Regions from separate parts of the Homo sapiens genome. Here region 2 is linked to region 1. A link is an interaction called in ENCODE POLR2A ChIA-PET data of the cell type or tissue named here. Cell type or tissue: endothelial cell of umbilical vein. All regions are shown on one strand.

Region 1 (5,000 bases):
CCCCGCAGGCGCACGCGCACCCGCACCCGTCCCCGCCGCCCTCCGGGACTGGGTGCGGCGGTAGGGAAGGCCGGGGCCAGGAGTACTTCCACCCCGGCGGGGGCAGCCCGGCCGCTGCCTACCAGGCCGCCCCCCCTCCTCCTCCGCATCCTCCGCCTCCGCCGCCACCTCCCCCCTGCGGCGGGATTGCCTGTCACGGGGAGCCCGCGAAGTTTTACGGATACGATAACTTACAGAGACAGCCGATTTTTACGACCCAGCAAGAGGCCGAGCTGGTACAATATCCTGACTGTAAATCGTCCAGTGGTAATATTGGCGAGGACCCAGACCACTTAAATCAGAGCTCGTCTCCTTCTCAAATGTTTCCGTGGATGAGACCACAAGGTTGGGATGCATTTTTTTTTTAAGAAGGGAGAGGGGGAGAAATCTGCTTTCATCTCACGTTCTGGCTTTAAAACTCCCGTTCCCTCTCCCCCTCCTTTTCCTTCTTGTGTAGCCACAGTGGCTCTTATTCATAAAGTAATACAGACTTTTTTTAAAAAAGTAGGAACCATGTAAAGATGATGGGGACAGAATAATTGTGAAGACCTCTCTGCTCCTCTTGCCTGCACACCCTATATATATATATCGGAGCTAAAGAGCTCTGTGTATATTTCACCCCGTAGACCCCCGTTCCACAAACCTCCAGCAACATGCAGAGGTACCATAACATTTTTAAAACTTTTATTCCCCCCCCCTTTTTTTTTGTTTTAATCAGCAGCTCCTGGTAGACGAAGAGGAAGACAAACCTACAGTCGCTTCCAAACTCTAGAGTTGGAAAAGGAATTTCTTTTTAACCCCTATCTGACCAGGAAAAGAAGAATCGAGGTTTCCCACGCCCTAGCCCTCACCGAGAGACAGGTAAAAATCTGGTTCCAGAACAGGAGAATGAAATGGAAAAAGGAAAACAACAAGGACAAATTTCCCGTTTCCCGGCAGGAGGTGAAGGACGGGGAAACGAAAAAGGAAGCCCAAGAGCTGGAGGAAGACAGAGCCGAAGGCCTGACAAATTAACTTCTACCTTTAAAATTTACCACAGACTATTAAAACTAATAATCACCATATGCTGTGGACACCACCTATTTTCTTTGTTGGAAAGGACCTTACCTGTGTTTCAAGCTACCTTCATGTCACTGCTCTTGAGGTTTTCTGTGCTTTGAGAGGGATTTGGGTGTTTAAAAAAGTTTCTAGTATCACATAGAAGCTGTCCTTGAGCTGTCCTATGGAAGGGTAATTTGATACTGACCTTGTAGCTATATTTTTATAATGGTTTTTAATGTCTGAGCTAGTGATTTGCCTCAACAACGTAAACTTCCTAATGATTAGCACTTAATAATTGCATATAAAATGCTTTATTAATTAAACAAGTGCACTTGAACATTTTAATATTTGTGGTGAGTAAATTAAAAGGAGTTTATTAATTAAAAAAAATTATGTCTGCAGAATACTTTATATTATTTGATTACAATGTATTATTTATGGATTTTTTATTCTTTCCTTTATAATGAATAGTTCGGGTGCGTTTTGTTTACTCCTAAAAGGTTTCTTTGCGTATTTTCTAAATGTAATATCTCGGGGAAAATATTAGAAAAGCACGTATTAGCTGAAGAATGTAACTTGTAGTCCAGCTCTGCAGCTTCCTTAAACTTAAGAAAAAGATTGGGCCAGTGACAAGAATTTAAAGACAATGTCCAAGTTGACAATTATTTTTCTATAGTCCATACAAATTAAATAATCTGGCAACTCTGGCAAATCGCCTTGTAAAATGCGTCTCATTTTTTAACTTGCTTTCGTTTTGAACCGCCCTTGTAATCGCCTGAAATCGCTAGTTCTTTATGCGGTGGCTGCCGCTGTGTTCCGTTATTTTCAGTAGGTGTCATATTTATTTGTATTGCCTTTGTTCTGTTCGCCGCTGGTTTTAAACCAGCTTGCTGTGTGCATCTCAGACGTCGGTTGGTACGTCCTCCGCTGTTCTTCAGGAAAGCGATAGCCTCACCTATTTGAAACAAGCCCTGAGAGGAAACGCAGAAAAACCTGAGTGTAAACAACTCCGGAATGTCGCTAGCTCCTTAGTAAATAAATGAATCTCTTTCTGGAGCTAGTGTCTTTGAGCGCCGCAAATACCCCTTTTCCATGAATCACTAACAATCGCCTGGGCTCGCACGAAGGAAAGGACTCGCTCAAGGCTTCTGTTTAATAAGAAAGGGGTGGGGTTACACACATTCCGCGCTGTTTAAAAAAAAAAAAAAAAAGGCCGCAGGGGCCCCTTCTTTTTCAGAGAGGACTGGCTAGTCTATCTTGCTCTAAATAATCTTGCTAAGATGCTCTGAGAGCTTTGATCCTCTTAAAGGACTCAAGTTGTAGGCCCAGTGGGGGACAACGCAAAGTCCATGTTACACCACAGCTTATTGCACTGAGCCGGCGTTGATGCTGGGGTTTGGCATCTGTTATTAACAAGATATCCATTTTCCATTGGAGGCTGCTCCTGCAGCTGCCATTTTACAGGGGAAAGTGGGGGGAAGAGGAGCGGGAGAAAAGAGGAGAAATTCAAGTAAAGTAACATTCCCGAAAAAGGGAAAGCACCTTTGTTAGGTAGTCATCGAAGAGCTCTCTGCTTTCTCTAACCATGTTTATTTTCAAAGGGGTAAATTTTTATTTCCAGAGTTGCTTTTATTACATAGATAAGAAAAATGGAATCCTATAGTTTTGCGCCAGGGTCACCTCATCGGGTTTTATCAGGCTGTTTGCCTGTGGCTTCATGGACACAGAAATGTTGCCACTGGCCAGGTCAGAAGGAAAGCACCACCTGGCTTTCCATGCTGGGAAGAAGTGATGGCTGTGACATTCTCTGACCTGAGCCAGGAAAGATAATTTTAAATCACAGGTGGCCCAGAACTTAAACATTTGCACTCCAAGAGACAGCTGCAAATGCCTATGCTGGATTTGAGAATGTTTTGCTCTGTGCACTGCTTAAGACTCTGCTGTCAGCTGGTACAGAGTAAGGATGCCAAGGGCCAAGAGGCTGGGGAACAGCCTCCAGTGTAAACCATCCAAAGACCAGTGCTGGCTGAAATCCAGCTGCCCTGGATTTAAGGGACTCAGGACTTCTTTATATATTAGCAAAACTGGCTGTCTCCTGCTCAAGGATGCTCACCAGATACTTTTAGAACCCTGAAATAATGTTGGCAAGACTGTCAGGTGGGAGCCCTGTGTATGGGTGGGTACGGAAATCAAGGAAGGAAGAGGAGATAAAATTGTCATTTCTTCAGCATTCTGTGCTGGTCTCAAAGTGTAACTTCTGGCCCCACTGGCCGCCTAAACCATGGTAAATTCATACCTCATGTACAGACAGACTGTTGCAATAGCTGGTATATATTAGATTATGAATTTGTATGTATACATAGCTTACACACACGCCCAGAGTGTTGATTATTCATGTAGGTAAATGTTTCCTTTTGTAGCTGGGAAAGAGCATAGATTTGTGTTCAAATAAAGACCTGGGGGAATTACACATCACACACACTCGCCACCTTCTTTCTTACACTGACTAGACATCCCCACCCCCCATCATGGTGTTTCATGCAGACAGACTGGCAGTGACTTGCGCACAAGATGCCCTTCTAATGGGCTCAAATGTGTCAACATCCAAGCATTGAGGCAACAAGCGAACACTTTTTTGCTGCAGAAATTTGCATAAACCTTCAGAGAATGCTTTGCCATCCCAGGCAGCACTTTTCAGCCCTGAACTGCACCAGTCTGCCTAGTGAGGTCTGTAAACCGTTTAGAGAAAAATGGTTCTCTCCAATGTTAACACTGAATGAAAGAACCAAGCCTTCTGAGTGATTTAGGCTCTCCATTTGCAATGACCAGAAACACACAAAAGAGAATGTGGGTCTCAGTGGTTTTCAGAGAAGTCAGTTCAAGGATGCCATTTTGTGAGGTTCCACAAAGCCCAATATATCGCTTACCTCTGCACAAGGGGAGAAAAATGCAAATATGGCTGCTTTTCAGTGCAAAGTGTCTTTGCGGCCCTCATTCCCCAAGTTGAAAGGGAGGGTCATAAAGCTCTGCTTTTATTTGGGTAAGATGGGGAGAGGATAATGAGGCAAATTGACTATTGAGATTATTTCTCAGAAAATTTTGGAATTAAACAAGTTATTTGCTCAATTCCACATGTATATACCAGTATACTAGTGTGAAGTCTTCTGGGCTTCTGAGGGCCCAAAAACTTGCCCCATCTGCTTGTGTAATTTAAAATATTGTTTTATTCTGTAACACAGAAGGAAGTGCTATTTCACATCCAAGCTTCTTGTGTCCTCTGCTTCCCCCGTGTTTGCTGAATCCTTGGGCATCTAGGGATGGACATGGGAGGAGAGAGAACATTTTAATGGGCCCTGGCTGCTGCTGCGGTTCCCTCCAGCAAAGTTAGGGCCCATTGGCTTTTTTCTAGAAAGAATATGACTTTTGCTGACAGATGGCAGCAAAAGTCCTTTAATCAAAAACATCCAAGGTCATCAGAACTTTTTCAAGGGATAACAAATGGCCTGCTCCAGAGGGTGCTGTGCTGCTTCCTGCTTCAGTCCACATCCACTTAGGCACTTACTGGGTGTGCAGATGTTAATAGCAGAGAACTTATACACAGGTATCTGATGCAAACATTTGTAACATAGTACTGGAAGTGTAAAGACACTGTCTTTAAAAGGATGGGGGGTGGTGTTACCTCTTTCAGGAAGGTTCTGAAGGCTGCATGGCTATGCCCATGAGGGGAATGCTGGAGGCCAGCCAAGGACATTTACTTTCAGGGGGAGTTCACCAGAGCAGTTCCTGTGAAAAATATAAAGGGAATGTGACACCGGCCTTTGAGGAAAAGGAATTATTCTTTTTTCTAGGCTGATCTGAGGAAGTCACTCTTTTCCTGAACAAATGTCTTTTCAGTATTGCGTTGAACAAATTTTTCAATT
Region 2 (5,000 bases), 470 kb after region 1:
TCACTGGGGTGTGGTGTGTACCTTGCCTTATATCACCAACATGTAACTTTGATATTTCTTCTTCATAACAAAAAAGAAAAATTATTTAATTTCTCTAATTTTTGTTACAAAGTAAAGTAACATCCTACAAAGCAGGTTTTGATCATTTCTGGCAGCAATCAGTTTTCTTCTCTACTTTAATTCAAGAGTAAATTTTGTTTTCGAATGAATGAATAAGTGAATTGTAGCTGGTACTATGATCCACCCACCTGTACTTCTTTTTGACTCTGATAGTGAATAGAAGTTTACAAAAGTTTACCCTCCTAGTTTGGCCTTAAAAACATAGAACCTTGGTTTCAGGGCTATTTGACTGCTGCTTTAGCTAAACAATAGCAATAATTAACCATTACTATGTCCCATGTCATAGGTACCATGCCTGGCACATCATTTGCTGTATCTCATTCAGTGTTTGCAATAGCCCTTTGAGTTAGGTATTGTTATTTTTCCGTTTTACAAAGAGAGAAGTAGGATTCAGCAAAACTCGATAACGATCAAATGCTACAAAAACAAAAAATAGGTTGATTGCTAGCCTATGGATTGATTTCCTTTGGGTCAGGTGTCCACTCCTGCTCCAAAAATCCATTCAAGGATACAAATCTGACCGCCTCCAAATGCAATGTCTCTTATCTCTGCCCAGTCCTACTTCATTGATGGTTCACATTACTAAGTTCCCTTGATGTGGATTATTCTCCCTGTTAATTCTCTCGGTCCTAGAGTGACAATTGTACTTCCTTTAGCAATTAGAAAGCAGTGGTTTCCTGGGCTTGCTTCATCACCTCAAGCAAGCCTGTTAGCTACTGCTCTTAGCAGGGGAACTGGGAACATGACGAATGATGGCCATCTGCTCCAGGAATAAACAAACTCTTCATTATTCCATTAGTGATTTTCCATTTCCTGCTAAGCCTAACAATTTATTAGCACTATTTAGGCTAATGTATGGCTGTATTATTTTACATAGTTACTTCATATTCTTCATGTGATGACATATTTAGGTGTTCAGATCCTCTGTGTGGTTTTCTGCAGACAGAATTGGATGAGTTTGAGAAGATAACTCTCCCAGCACTGGTAAGACCACCATTAATTCCTCTTTGTGGAGCAACTTTTCTCCAAGGATTTTAAAAGAAATGACCGCATGGCCATTGTGAATCAAATAGGTTTGAAATGCAATGCATTAGGAGGAAACATTTATGTGTGCTTCTCAGTCACGCTACACTGAACATAATTCTTAGGGTTGTGTTGAAAGCAGCACTAGACAAGGCCCCAGGACCCCAATTTCCAGCCCTCTACTCTGTAGGGTTTTTATGAAAATCAGCAAAGGCATGTAGGTGATGACTCTGAAAAAGTGACTCTTATCCAGACTCCTTTAAAAGAAACACCTTTATTGCAAGATCACACGTGGACTGGAATTGGAAGAAGAAAGCAAAGTCCCAGGGGATAGAGAACACTCTAGGTCTCCTCTGGCCACCTCTCTCTCTCCTTTTCAGGTGACATGTTCTTGCTCCCATTGTGTCTGTTCTCTGTGACGTTGCTGTCCTCTTGCTGTGGCCACTGCTCTCTCGACACTGACCAGCTTCTTTCTTCCATCTCTTCCAAGATTCAGAAAATGGTGGCCAAGAAGCCAAATACAGCCTGAAGTTGTGCTTTATTTGGCCAGCTTAATATTTAGATCAAATTTTGAATTTGAATGTTTTTGGCAAGGCATGTATTAATTTTTGCCACTTAGTTGCAAATCCGTACATTTACTTTTTTTCAGATGAAGGCATTCAAGTTTAAAACCACTTTATATATTTTCTCTACTTCCTTATCCTTATTCATAGTTTTCGCTACTTCTTAACTTTCTATGACTTCACATGCTGTCCACCCATCTAATAACGTGCTCTGCTACAATTGTATGTCCTGTCACTGCTAACCCTCAGTTGATCTGTTTATCTCCATTGACATTTCTGAGAAAGAACACTGCTGTCCCATATGACATAATAGGTCATTCCAAGACATCACTACTGACATGTGTATTGTAAGTGGAAAAGTTGTAGGGTATCCATTATTATTATTGTTATTCTTATGTGGTAGTATATATTAGGGCCATATAATAACTCCAACTCCAAAAAAATTTCTTTCCTGGCATATGTGATGATTTATTGCTTTGGAGTTTATCCAAAGACCTTAGCTAAGAAGCACAGCAGTTAAGCTATGGACCCATTTTTTTTACTGATGTGAACATACCCGTGGGTCTTCTGTACACATCTGTGAGGCAATAGTTTCAGGTTCAGACAAACCACTCAGGTTCTTAGTTGAGTGAGGTAGTCTGTAGGCAGAGCCAAAGCACCCTGGAGATACATGGGCAGGCACAGGTCATTTGGGGCTACCTTGAAAAGAGTTTAAAAAAACTTTTGGATACAACAAAGCCATCAGTGTTGAAGAATGTTATGTGGTCCTTACTTATGCTTACAAATTTGGCCCCTTCTTCATCTTTGATACACCTACCTTCTATTCACTCAGTCATTTGTCTGTTTTATTCTGTTCCAACCTCCTCTGCCAACATGGACTCAGATTAAAAATAAAATGAAGACAAATAAGGGAAAATAGACCATTTTCTGCTTTCTGCCAGGTCTAGGCACCAAGGCTGAATGTGTCTCTTTCAGTATCTCATTTTATAAAGAGATAAAGACCACAATTATCAGAGAAGCCAAACTACTAGACTGAAAGATTTCATAAATATTTAGACTTAACTAATAAAGTAGCATATGTTTACAAAGAATATAGTCTTGGAGATCTCATAACTAGAACTAATTAAGGTTGGGAATTAACTTTGGAAAGAACTCAAAAGCAATGAAAACAATTAGACAAATGATCTCTTAGTCCAGAAGATGCAAGATTTTGCAAGTGGCTATGACTCGGCCAATGTCTCTTAAGCTTTCTACTTTAGACATTGTACTGGAAGCTCAAGAGGCCAGATCTTAGCCCATGAGTTATCTGCCTTGGAACAATTCTAAGGGGTGTCATGAAGATAAAAGAGATAATCAATGTAAAGACATATCAAGCATTTAGAAAGAAAGGTACTGTATACACCCAAGGTATTATTAGCATTATTACCATTACCTGTTCTAGCAGGCTTTTTTCTTCAAGGATGCTGCAGTGTAGTACCCAGTTGTAAAAAGCCTAAGTAAAAACAAACAAAAACAAGACCAACATGCAAACAACAAATATCTTAAGGCCATCCAGGAATGCCTGGAAAATCATCCTTTCATGTGCGTGGGAACTTTGCACTTTTGAAGGCTGCAGGCAGGCTGAGCACAGAGCTTAAGAGCAACATTGTAATGGGACCAAATCACTTGGCTCACAAACTTGTGTGTGTGTCTTTTTTGGGAGGGTGGGGGAGGGTGTTGATTAATCCCTCTTGGTGGCCATAAGTGATGCAAAGGGCCCTAACTTGAGAAGAACTGAGTCTCTGTAGATGCCAACTGACCTGCCCCATGTCTTCAGGTGGTAATTCCTTTGCACCAATGTCAAAATAGCAGGGATTAGAGCAGTTAGCAAACGTTAAGAGGTGTATTTATTATCAGTATCATTTGAACGTCTTCATCTGCCCAGGATTCTTTTTTAAGACTTTGTTTTCCAGGCACCTAATGACTAACTAGAAAAGCCCAGTTAAAATTATTATTATTTTTTTTAATTTTAGTAGCAGATTTCCTTTGAGAGGAGGATGTGGACAATATGGGCATTTGTAATTTTTAAGAAGTCAGTTGTTTTAAAAAGGATGATAAGGGTGATATAAGGTTACATTCAGCTCATTCTCAGCAGTATTAAGTCAATGTTTGTGGAACACTGTGTGGAAACAATGTTGAATTAGGCCATAATGACTAGAAAAAAGGAGGATACAATAGCAACTTGGAGAGATGGGAGAGAATAAATTTAAAAATTGTAGTCATTAAATCAGAAGTTCCAAGTTGAAAAGAATCCCAATTGTCTTCTACTCTGGTTTCTCAAATTTTAACTTGGACAAGAATCACCCAGAGGTCTTGTTAAAATGCAGATTCTGGGCCAGGTGTGGTGGCTCACACCTGTAATCCTAGCACTTTGGGAGGCCGAGGTGGGTGGATCACTTGAGGCCAGGAGTTCAAGACCAGCCTGGGCAACATGGCAAAACCCCGTCTCTACTAAAAATACAAAAATTAGCTGTGCATGGTGGCACATACTTGTAAACCAAGCTACTTGGGTGGCTGAGGCATGAGAATTGCTTGAACTCATGAGGCAGAGGCTACAGTGAGCCGAGATCAGACCATTGCACTCTAGCCTGAGCAACAGAGCAAGACTCTGTCTTGAAAAAACAAAAAATAAAAAAATAAAAATAAAAAAGCAGATTCTGATTCAGAAGGTGAGGTGGTGGGTTGCTGAGTTTCTGAATTTCTAACCAGCTCCCAGATGATGGGTCCATAGACTAGCTAGGGAGCTCTACCCTAGCTCCCTACCTGGAAAATGAGTCCATTCAACCACACAATACCTTTTACATCTGGTACGGGCCGTAGAGTTCACAAAGCACTTTCATATGTCTTCTCATCTGATTTTCCTAATCCTTACTTTATATTCTGCCAACCTACTCCCTTGGCCCATTTTACCAGTGAGAAAACCAAGGCTTAGATGAGTTGGACAGGGTCTCGTGGTTACAGAGGGCAGACCAGGACAGAGGTCTTCTTCCTCCTAGCCTACATCTCTTATCTCAGAGGGGCTGTACTTGGGTGTAGATACCAGATAAATAAGCAGAGAATGATAGCTAGTTAGAGGAGAAGTATTGCAGTAATTTTGGGAGCGTTTCTTCTGTGAAGTTCAAAAGTTCTTTGTACACATTACTATACAACCTAGTGTAGGACTTGATTCTCTTTTAGTTTTATTGTATGAGGGGCCTTTTGACAATATGTTGAAAGGTATGAGCCCTTCTCAGAAAATTTCACTCACACTCACAC

Evidence for each region. Peaks named below come from ENCODE experiments on the same cell type or tissue, not always from the same donor. Only the 100,000 strongest peaks of a DNase experiment are listed, where the experiment ranks them.
Region 2: POLR2A ChIA-PET joins it to region 1 with 7 read pairs; 3 of 35 experiments call an interaction of 5 or more read pairs at or near these places.

Annotation. Positions count from the first base shown.
Region 1 is chr2:176,130,560-176,135,559 of GRCh38, forward strand. It overlaps HOXD8 (homeobox D8), which reads left to right. Exons shown (of 2, transcript NM_019558.4): 1 at 1-384; 2 at 758-2,136. The coding sequence ends at 1,053. HOXD-AS2 (HOXD cluster antisense RNA 2) reads right to left here. Exons shown (of 3, transcript NR_038435.1): 2 at 4,760-4,863; 3 at 4,282-4,391. Among named protein-coding and RNA genes, the nearest start is that of HOXD8, 3.4 kb to the left of the region's middle. In endothelial cell of umbilical vein, no CTCF peak of the experiment used is centred here; DNase peaks (open chromatin) are centred at 322, 1,172, 2,032, 4,712 and 1 weaker place; H3K4me3 peaks cover 2,056 bases; H3K27ac peaks cover 2,910 bases.
Region 2 is chr2:176,600,420-176,605,419 of GRCh38, forward strand. It overlaps MIR1246 (microRNA 1246), which reads right to left and starts at 633; the gene lies at 561-633. In endothelial cell of umbilical vein, no CTCF peak of the experiment used is centred here; no DNase peak of the experiment used is centred here.